Linked DNA regions of Homo sapiens: region 1 is linked to region 2. Evidence: chromatin contacts called from ENCODE Hi-C data. All regions are on one chromosome and are shown on one strand. The core of a region is the stretch at or near the end of the contact, and the rest is flanking DNA. Distances in the headings are between cores, read along the strand shown. Region 1 holds the start of PRKCD (protein kinase C delta). Region 2 holds the start of STIMATE (STIM activating enhancer).

Region 1 (4,506 bases), core at 540-3,039, 260 kb before region 2:
CGAGGAAACCCCAGGGATCAGTCCCCTCCCTTAGTGACCAGGTGGGCCTGGTCACAGAAACTCAGTGGCAGAGGGAGAGCCACACGTGAGTACACACACATACACACACTTATACAGATACACTCACACATGAGACTGGTGGGTAGGCACCCAACACCAGGGGCTTCCACAATTAACAGATCTAACGTACTCATGGCCAGTTGGTCACCATGATATACCCAGTGTGCAACACCGAAACCTCCAGACACACAGGGACACACACACTAGCAGGCAAGGACACACACACACACACACACACACACGAGTCTGGTGACAACAAACACACCAAGAATGGTACACACAGTTGCAAAAGACACACACAGAGCCTCAGGACACAAACAGACATACACACATACACACAAGCAAGTCACACATGCGAAAAAGGACACACATGCACAGGCAAGTCCCACAGTGACAGACAGCACAGAAGCTGACACAGACACACAACATACCCACACACCCAGATACCAGTGACTTAGCACAAGGAGACAGCTTCCACGCATACAGGGTAGGCGTCAGAGAAGGGGACCCCCCGCCCACTCACAGCAGATCCTTCTGACCAGGTTTAAGGCGGGGCTCGGTGGGGCTCTCCCCTGCCCCAAGAGAGAGGGAACTGGGGAAGTGGGAGCAGTTCCGATGGTGCTCTCCTTCTGCCGCTCCACCACCAGCCAGGAGGACCCCCCCCCCCGACCTCCTCCCCTCATCTGGTGGAGCCCCCACAACGGGAGTGGCATCTGGGTTGGGGGCGAGTACAGACCGTATCGGGCAGGGGCCACCCTGGGAGGGGTCTCAGAGGGGCGGAGGGGTGGGGTGGGAAGGGGGATGGTGGAGACTGGAGCCACGCCCAGCCCAGAGACGGATGAAGGGACCGAGAAAGACTCTTGAGACCGAAAGAAGAGACAGCGAGGAGGAGGCGCCGCGCGGGTCGGGCCTCCAGGGACCCAGGGGCGGGAGGCGAGGCCCGGCGGGCGGCCTGGCCTGGGCCCCGCGGTAGAGCGGAGAGGCGGCTGGACTGGCAGGGGGCGGCGAGCGTGGGCCGGGGGCGCGGCTCCGGGAGGACGGGATCGAGGGGGCGGCGGGCGGGGGTAGGGGTGTGGGTGGGGGTGGGGCGATGGAGCACGCGGAGGGCAAGGGACGGACGGATCGGGTGGCGAGGGACAGAAGGATCGGGTCTCGGAGAGGCGCGCAGGGGGAGAACACAGAGTGGGTGGCGACAGACGGACGGACACAGGGCCCGGGAGAGAGTCGGGAGGGACGGACGGGCCCCTCGGAGGAGCGGGAGACACACGGGCGGGTGGAGGGGCCGGGAGCGGGCAGACAGAAGGACCTCAGCCCCCACTGTCTAGCGGAGGGACACACAGACGGACAGGGGGACGGAGTCACCGGCAGGTCTCGGCGCGGCGGGACTTTCGCTGACCGCGGCTCAGTTTCTCAGTTTCGGAAACGGGAACTGGGGCGGGAAGGGGGAAGGAAGGGCGCCGCGCCCTCGGGGTAGCCCCGATCCCGCGCCCGGACCCGGCCCTCACTTACCTCCCGTTGCAGGGGCAGGCGCCAAGGGTCGCGGCGGCAGCGGCGGGGGCGCCGCTCCCCGGCGCGCGCGGACGGGGTTCGGCGCGGCGCTGACTGGGATGGGCCAAGCGGCCAGTGAGGTGTGGCCCGGGCCTCCGCGCGGCGGGCGGGCGCCGGGGGTCGCTCGGGAGATGTGGGCTACAGCCGCCTCGGGCTCCGGCGCCGCGGCACACGGAAGTGCGAGGGGGCGGGGCCGAGCGACCTCACCCAGGTGCCGCCGGCCCCGCCCCCGCCAGGCCCCGCCCCCGCCAGGCCTCGCCCTGCCAGGCCTCGCCCCGCCAGCTGCAATCGGGGACAGCGTCCCTCCGCCTCTGCCTGCGCGGGACACCGAGTCTCCCGGTCCCTCTGCCCTGCCTGGCCCTCTTCGCATCCTCCCGCCATTAGCGCGCAGCCAGCCCTCAGAAGGGGCCCATTTTACAGAGGAGGACGCTGAGGCCCGGTGGGGAGGCTCCCTCCGCCCGCTGGGGCCTGGGAGGGGCCGGCGGGGGTTCCCCCGCTCCCCACACCCACGCCCGGGACTCCCCACTGGCCAGCTGGCCCGCCTCTCCTGGCCCCACTCCTGCTCTTCCTGTTGGCTGGAGCTCGGACGCGGCCGGGCGCGGTGCCCGCCGCCAAGCCCGCTGTCCCGGCTCTGCCCCAAAGACTGAGCTGGTTAGACTCCAGGGTCGGAGGTTCTCGCTGGTCGGGCGCTGCACTGCTCCTCAGGCGGTTCTGGGAACTGCCCCTACTCGGACTGGCAGTTGCCCCTACCCCGATTGGCAGTCTTCTGCTTTCCTGCCCCCACCTTTGAGACCTCTCTATTGCTCCTGGCAGGCGCCTGAGCCTCCTTTCCAGACATGGAACTTGGTTGTCAGCCATAACTCCTTCATTCATTCATTCACTCATTCATCTATTCACCGAGTGTCCCCTAGGCTCAAAGTCTAGGGACCAGTTGGGGTTCTAGGGAGTCCATTCCCCTGTCCCCAGAGCTCAGAAAGCCAAGACATTAGCCTTATACTCATCCAAAGAAATGTCACTTCCCAGGAGACAAAAAAGAGGGTTCCAGGTCCTGGGGAACCACCTAGAAGGGATAGAGAAAGTCTAGACAGCTCTTCCCAGCTGAGACACAAGGGATGGAAGTGGGGGACAATCCCTGAGGTGGCCTGAGCTGAGAAAGGGGCTTGTGACAGAGACAGGCCATTGGACTTTGGTCTTCTCACAGAGCAATGAGAAGGTGGTGAAAGCTATTACAACCAGGCAGGATGACAGGCTCAAGGGGGCTCCTGCGGGATAGATGGGGCAGAGGGACAGCAGGGCAGAGGAGAGGCTGGATGGGGGACAGAAGGGCTGCCACGTTGTTCAGGTGGGAGGACCCTGGTTGAGATTGCGGAAGATGGATGGGGAGAAAAGGCCAGACCAGGTGGGTTCAAGGACTATCCTTTGGGAAAGACTTTCTCTTCACACCCAGGCCTTGAGCATGCTGTTCTCTGGGCCTGAATGCCATTTCCCACCCCACCCCCAAACCTCTACCTGCCCTGGTTGTGTCCATTCAAATGTCCCTCCTCCCTGATGCCCAGTTGTAATGCACGGCACTTCCCTGAGTGAAGGACCATATTCATTAGCATGTTCTGTGTCCTGATCCCATCCCACCCCACCCATCATGCCCCATGGCTTCCCTGGGGTTGGACTGGAGGAAAGGGTAAACAAGGTGAGCCTCAAGTGACCTTTGCCCACTTGGGATCGGGTTTCCTTCTGGCTCCTCCTTCAGGTCCACAGTAAGCCAACCCAGTCTCTCCCTCAACATAAACAATAGGCCCACCCTGTGCCAGGGACTGCAGCCAGAGGGAGGACTGACCCTTGAGGAGCTCCAGGTCCAGCCACCAGACCTTTGTTCCCACTCCGTGTGGTTCACCATGGAAGAAGGAAATGAATAATCATGGCTATCGCTGATAGGGGCTACCCAGCACCAGGCTGTGTGCTGGGTGCTGGATGTGGGCAGTCTGAACAGTTCTCAAGAGGTGAGGGCTGCTGTTAGTGCCAGTTTTGGTGATGAGCAAACTGAGGCTCAGAGAAAGGAGAAGCGACTTGCCCCAGAGTACACAGCTAGTCAGTGGCAGACGCAGATTCAGACCGAGGTCTGTCTGGCTCCAAAGCCCATAGTTTACATCAGGGATCTCAATTTCAGCACCACTGACCTTTGGGACAGATGATTCTTTGCTGTGGGGGCTGCCCTGTGCACTGTAAGGATGTTGAGCAGCATCCCTGGCCTCTGCCTAGTGGATGCCAATAGTACCTCCCTGCTTTAACTTGTGACAGACAAAAATGTCTCCAAACATTGCCAAATGTCTGCTGCAGGGCAAAATTACCCCTTGTTGAGAATCACTGCTTTGACATATACTGGTGTTACAGGAACAAGATTTACATTAGACAACAGGAAGCACTTTCCTGATCCTCAGGATATGCAGACTTGTGAGCTCAGGGGCTGCAAGCATACACTGGCTTCAGCCAATCTTTCTCCTCTAGAGAAAGGGGAAGTGCGATGTACTCAGAGAGGGTCAGAGGGGCTAAGGCTGTGCTAGCTATGCTGTGGCGAGGGCAGAGAAGGGATGAAGGTGGGCTTCCCTCCAGGCCTTAGGTCCAAGGGTTCCAGGGAGAATAGGTTTGCATGAGGTCCAGAGAATCCAGGCCAAGCTTGACTAGAACCACCCTGCATCTTGGAGCTGCTTCTGGGTGCCACACTGGTGGGCCAGGGCAGGGTCCAGATGAGCTGGTATCTGTGTCCCCATAATCTGCCTTGCATCAACAAGAAGGGCCTGCTGAAGCCTGAGAGCAAACCTTGGCTGTGTCACATGCCAACTGTATGACCCTGAGTAGGTGACCATGCCTCTCCCAGCTTCAGAGTTCTCACCTATGAAAAGG
Region 2 (5,125 bases), core at 735-3,234:
CAGAACAATTCTTTGTCAAAAACATCACTTTTCAGCTCTATGTCCAATTTTCCTTGAGCTGTCTGTGTCTTCAAGCAATCAATAGTCTCCTTATGCCCAACCACAATCTATTCTGCTTTAAGACGTAGCCTCTTGTTTGGTTCTCTCTAAACATGTACTGTTAACTGTTGAGCATCCTCATAAGATCCCTCTTAGACTAAAAGACAGTCATGCAATTTTAATTTTCCCTTATCCATTTATTTTTTTAATCTGATTTTCTGTATTTGCCCACGGCCAGTACTTGTGGAGAGTTTAAAATTTTATAAATTAAAATTCCATTTAAATTAAGCATTTTGTCGCATGTTCTCTGTACCAGGCACCATACTGAATTTGAATTGAAGGGTAAATAAAAATAATTCCTGCCCTCAGGAGGCTCACACTTAGCTGTGGGAGAGAGACATGTGTACAGCTGTCAAATTTAGCAGTCTGAAAAGTTTTGGTGGAACAGTACACACTAGGTAATGTGGGAGCAAGAGGGAGAGGGAGGTCAGAAAGGCTTTGACACATGAGGAGCAGTTCATGGAGCAGGGAAAAGGGAATGGCATCCATGCAGCTAGAATGCTACATAAAGGCACAGAGGTGTGAAAATGTAAGAGAAGGCTGGAGAATTGCATTTTTATTCTCTAATCAGGTTAATATTCCTGTTCACCAAGAAAGCTTTTAGCTAGCATATAACCCTCTTAGGTAATTGGAATTTGGGGGGCTATTTAATAGGAAACTTTTTCCTAGAGATGATATTTACCGTTGAAAACACGTAGCTCAGTATCAACTGGACTTACACCATATGTTCACTGACATTCTGCAGCAGGAAGGTCAGCGGCTCTAGAGCACCAACAAGAAGGTATCCAGAGAGAGCCCAGATTGGGCTGGGAGAATGGGTGAGTGTCAACTGGACTTACACCATGTGTTCACTGACATTCTGCAGCAGGAAGGTCAGCGGCTCTAGAGCACCAACAAGAAGGTATCCAGAGAGAGCCCAGATTGGGCTGGGAGAATGGGTGAGTGTCAACTGGACTTACACCATGTGTTCACTGACATTCTGCAGCAGGAAGGTCAGCGGCTCTAGAGCACCAACAAGAAGGTATCCAGAGAGAGCCCAGATTGGGCTGGGAGAATGGGTGAGAGAATGGGGACTCAGGGTCTTGTTAAAGGCAGAGCACAGGTTCTGAGAAGTTGGAAAGGGTTAGATGGGAGTGTGTGTGTGCAGGGGGATGTTGGAGCCTGGAAAATACCAACCATTTGTCTTTTACACTCTAAAGGTAGTTGTGCTCCCCAAGTGAATAAGGTGGGACATGTGCACGTCAGGTTTTCAGTGTGAAACCTGGTATATTTCCAAATGAAAGTGATTGGATTCAGGTGACCATTTAAATTATGTCTATGAAAAAAGAAAATAGACTTGGGGCCTTGATAAGCCTTTAGCTAGGGAAGTAGGAAAAAGACTCAAATGTCTGGGTTGGAGGGAAGACTCCTGTACTCAGTCTCAGATTGTTTTCCTTATTCACTTGCTTCAGAATAATCCAGGCTGCAAACTATTGGGACCCACCCCAGAACTACTGAATCACGATCTCTGAGGGTGGAATTCAGGAATGATGATAATTTCTCCAGGATATAGGGATTTTCCTTAGAGGGAAAAATAATTTGACCACAGGCCGTCCCAGCTCCTACCTCCGGACCTGGAGCTCGTGATTCCCAGGCTCTCATTCCGGTCTGCGGTGGCCGGCTCACCTGGCCTGTCTACCTGCGGGCGTGGCGGGGTTGGAGAGGGGAGCGGGACCCGCGACCCCGCCCCGTGGCCCGGCCGGAGCCCCGCCCCTCGGGGGCGGGTGGGGAGAGCTGCCGCGGCCGAGGCCCGCCCCAACCTTGGCTGCGCCAATCAGGCACTGCGATCTCAGACGTCGGGTTACGCGCGGCGCGGAGTCGGCGGCCGGGCGGAGGTACCGGCTCAGGCTTGGGATCCCGGCTGCGGGTTTGGCGGCGCTGCGCCGGCAGGCAGCGAGGCCGGGCGGGCCCTGGGCCCTCGCGCCCCTCCCGCGAGGCCTGTCATGCAGGGCCCCGCCGGGAACGCGAGCCGGGGACTGCCAGGCGGGCCGCCCTCCACAGTCGCGTCCGGGGCGGGCCGCTGCGAGAGCGGCGCGCTCATGCACAGCTTCGGCATCTTCCTGCAGGGGCTGCTCGGCGTCGTGGCCTTCAGCACGTTAATGCGTGAGTCTGGGACCCCCCGACCCTCCGGAGGCCCTGCGCGGCAGCCGCGGCCCGGCCCCCCTGGGGGCCCCTCCTGCGCGGAGAGTTCAGGCCTTGGGACCCGAATTGCTCCTCCCCCGCAAACCCAGGCTGGGTATTCCTGCACTAGGGGTAGCCCGAGCCCCTCACCTACTCGCTGTGGCCTCCAGACAGGAGTGACCCTTCCCCTTTCCACCTTAAACGTCTGTCTTTTGAGACGCCAGTCTAAAACTCGCCTACCTCCCACCTTACCATCTCGAATTGTTACCCCACTTCCCAGCCTGGAATCATGACCCCCAAGGGTGACATCCCCTTGTCCGCCCCTTCTCAGGGGCTCTTCGTGCTTAGAACCCACATCCCTCAATCCCCAGTGCGATGCTGAGCTCTTTTCTGCCCCTTCACTCTTCAAGGATCTGCCTTCTCCGTTCACATTTAAATCCTGCTACTTTGCATCCCTCTCAACACCTGGAGTGTTAGGGCCATGCCTTCCGTTTCCCAGTACCCGCCTCCCTCTCCGTGGCCCTTCTTCCTCAGCTTTAGTTTCCCTTTTGTCAGGGTAGGACCCACCCAGTCTGCCTTCTTCCCCAGATCCCCTTCCTCTCGTTTCTTCCGGAACAGGCCCACCTGTTCCATCTCTGTCCCAAGCTTTCCTAATAAGCCGCATCTATAGCTTCCCCTGGCTGTTCCCTTTCCACTTTTATTCTTTATATTTTAAGTTTCCTTTTCCATTAAACTTGGGCACCTTAGTGGCTGAATAGAGAAGGAAGCCCCCACCCTGTTCTCATGTGTGCTGATGGGGGGTGGGGGGGGGCTTCTGTTTTTCATCGTGTGCATCCTTCCCTTATTAAAGTAACAAGAAGTTTTGCTCGACATGTAAGCCTAGGAGTGCCCTTGTGACTGCGTTTTAGGGGGAAGGAAAGGTTATAACTATCTGTGCAGAGTCATTAATTCCAAAAATGACTTGTTCTCAAAACTTCCCCACTGTGCTTGTGTGGACAGAGTGGAGAGTTCCTGCAGAAAGTATGCTTTGGGGTACTCAGGAGGGATCTTGCAGCTGTGTGCCTTTGTCTTGTGGGGTCCAGTTGCTGGAGTGGCCACCTTGCTTGTTTATAACTTGGGGTTTCTTTGAGTGAATTCTCTCAGGCTTTAAGTAACCCTGAAGAGGCTCTGATCATGGATACCGCGTTCTTCTGGTGGCCTGTCCTTGATAAGTCTTATAAGTGCCCAACTGTCTATGTTTGCCACTTTTTCTTTCCTTTTTAGTCCCAACTTGCCTTGCTTTTTCTCTGCTAAACAAATACCCACTTGTTCCCACAGTAATAATTTGTGACAACTTAGCCAAAATCCGCTGCTGACTTGGGCGCATGTACTGTACGTGTGTGTTTTCAAGACATGGTGAGTGGATCTTCATACCCCTCCTACTTCTCTGTCCTCCAGACAGCCTTCCTTTCTCTCTGAAGGAAGTGTAGGTTAAATTTTTCTTTTGCTCCCTAACCTGAGGTTTCTTAGCCTAGCTCTGGCTGTTTCCATAGGTTTGATTGATGCTGATGGCCCGGCTTGTCCCCTAGGGTTTGACACTTGTGATTCAGAGAAGGAAATGTGATGATGACAGGGCAGAGTTGCTCACAGCTGAGAAGTGTATCGGGTTGAATGTGTTCTGAGTGGAGTCTTCAGGGACATATTCACTTCTTTACTTAATCTTCAGCGTGAGCACATGTGCAAATCCCACTGTGGTTGGTACTTTCTGTGTGCAGAGATTGAACTAGAAAGCAGTCTCTTGTTCACTGTGAGGCTTGACGTGGACGGAGCTTGTGGAAATGGCTGGTGGGTCCTGGGGTGATGTGGGTAGGAGTGATGGGGAGAAGAGCTGGAAAGGCTAGAGCTATGTCTGCCCTGACACAGAAATGGAGGTGAGAGCAAGAGCCTCCTCCCCCTACCTAGAAGCAGACAGAGCAGGCCAGGGCAATGGTACTCTGGGAGCTGGACAAGAAGAAGCCCACTGACTGGGATGCAGTCAGGGTGGGGCCCTTCTTATCTCTCAGATTTCTTGGTCCTGTTGAAATAGAACTGCGAGGCTTTTCCTTCTTGAACTACTGGGAAGAGGAAGAAATCTCTAAGGTGGAAGAGGAACGAGATCAAGGTAGCCTTAAGGAAGTACATCTGCGAGCCATTTGGCTTTGTCCTGGGCTATTAGTCCTCCGTCCTTCTCAGTCTGGCGGAGCTGCCAGGAGGGGCATCTGTTGAAGGCCAGGCTCCCCTGACGAGGGTCCCCCTCGCAGCCCTGAGGGAGGGAAGTCTTAGTGTGTGTTAAGGTGAGGCCACTCCATCCTTCCTCAGTTCTGTTATCTTCAAACATTTTAAATACCAACCAGTCTGTTCTGAGCAGTTTAAACAGCCGTTGTCCTTTGAGGGGCTGTTTTTGAGATCACAGTCTTTTCCCTTCTGAGTACCCGTGGCCCTCGAGGCAATGGGCTCACTGCCTGTCTTCTGGAACGCTTCCCCAGTCCTGATGGCCAACACTATTGTTTCCTGTTGGACCAGCTCTGACTGTAGAATGAACCCATTTCTCTGCAGACAAGCTGTGAGGTAGTTTTCCTTACTTCACCTCCCTGATTTCAGTGACCCCTCAGACCACTGTCTTTATGTTCCTTTTTCTATCCAGAAAAATCACTTTTTTCTCCACTTACACGTTGCCTTGTTTTTGTTTGTTTGTTTCTTTGTTTTTAATCTGGAGAGGTTTGTCCTGAAGGAAGATTACTTATATATATTAATGTCTCTGGGGAGGATTCTGGTTCTGCAAGAATTTCTCATTCTGGTGCTTTGATAGACTTCTTGCCTTACTATGTAGGGTTTATAGACCCTCTTG

What was found. A loop is a pair of places that touch in the nucleus more often than their neighbours do. Pooled maps may share reads with other maps.
Region 1: a map of CD8-positive, alpha-beta T cell shows a loop between it and region 2 (17-fold over the local background). The contact joins the promoter of PRKCD here to the promoter of STIMATE in region 2. A Hi-C loop is called at or near these places in 2 of 168 maps with a recorded cell type or tissue (both CD8-positive, alpha-beta T cell), 3 of 37 single-sample maps with no recorded cell type and 15 of 50 pooled maps.

Annotation. Positions count from the first base shown.
Region 1 is chr3:53,158,492-53,162,997 of GRCh38, reverse strand. PRKCD (protein kinase C delta) reads right to left here and starts at 1,789. Exons shown (of 19, transcript NM_006254.4): 1 at 1,570-1,789. RefSeq lists silencers at 838-1,067, 1,338-2,287 and an enhancer at 3,942-4,021.
Region 2 is chr3:52,894,407-52,899,531 of GRCh38, reverse strand. STIMATE (STIM activating enhancer) reads left to right here and starts at 1,984. Exons shown (of 8, transcript NM_198563.5): 1 at 1,984-2,241. The coding sequence starts at 2,082. STIMATE-MUSTN1 (STIMATE-MUSTN1 readthrough) reads left to right here and starts at 1,984. Exons shown (of 10, transcript NM_001198974.3): 1 at 1,984-2,241. The coding sequence starts at 2,082. RefSeq lists a silencer at 1,722-2,431.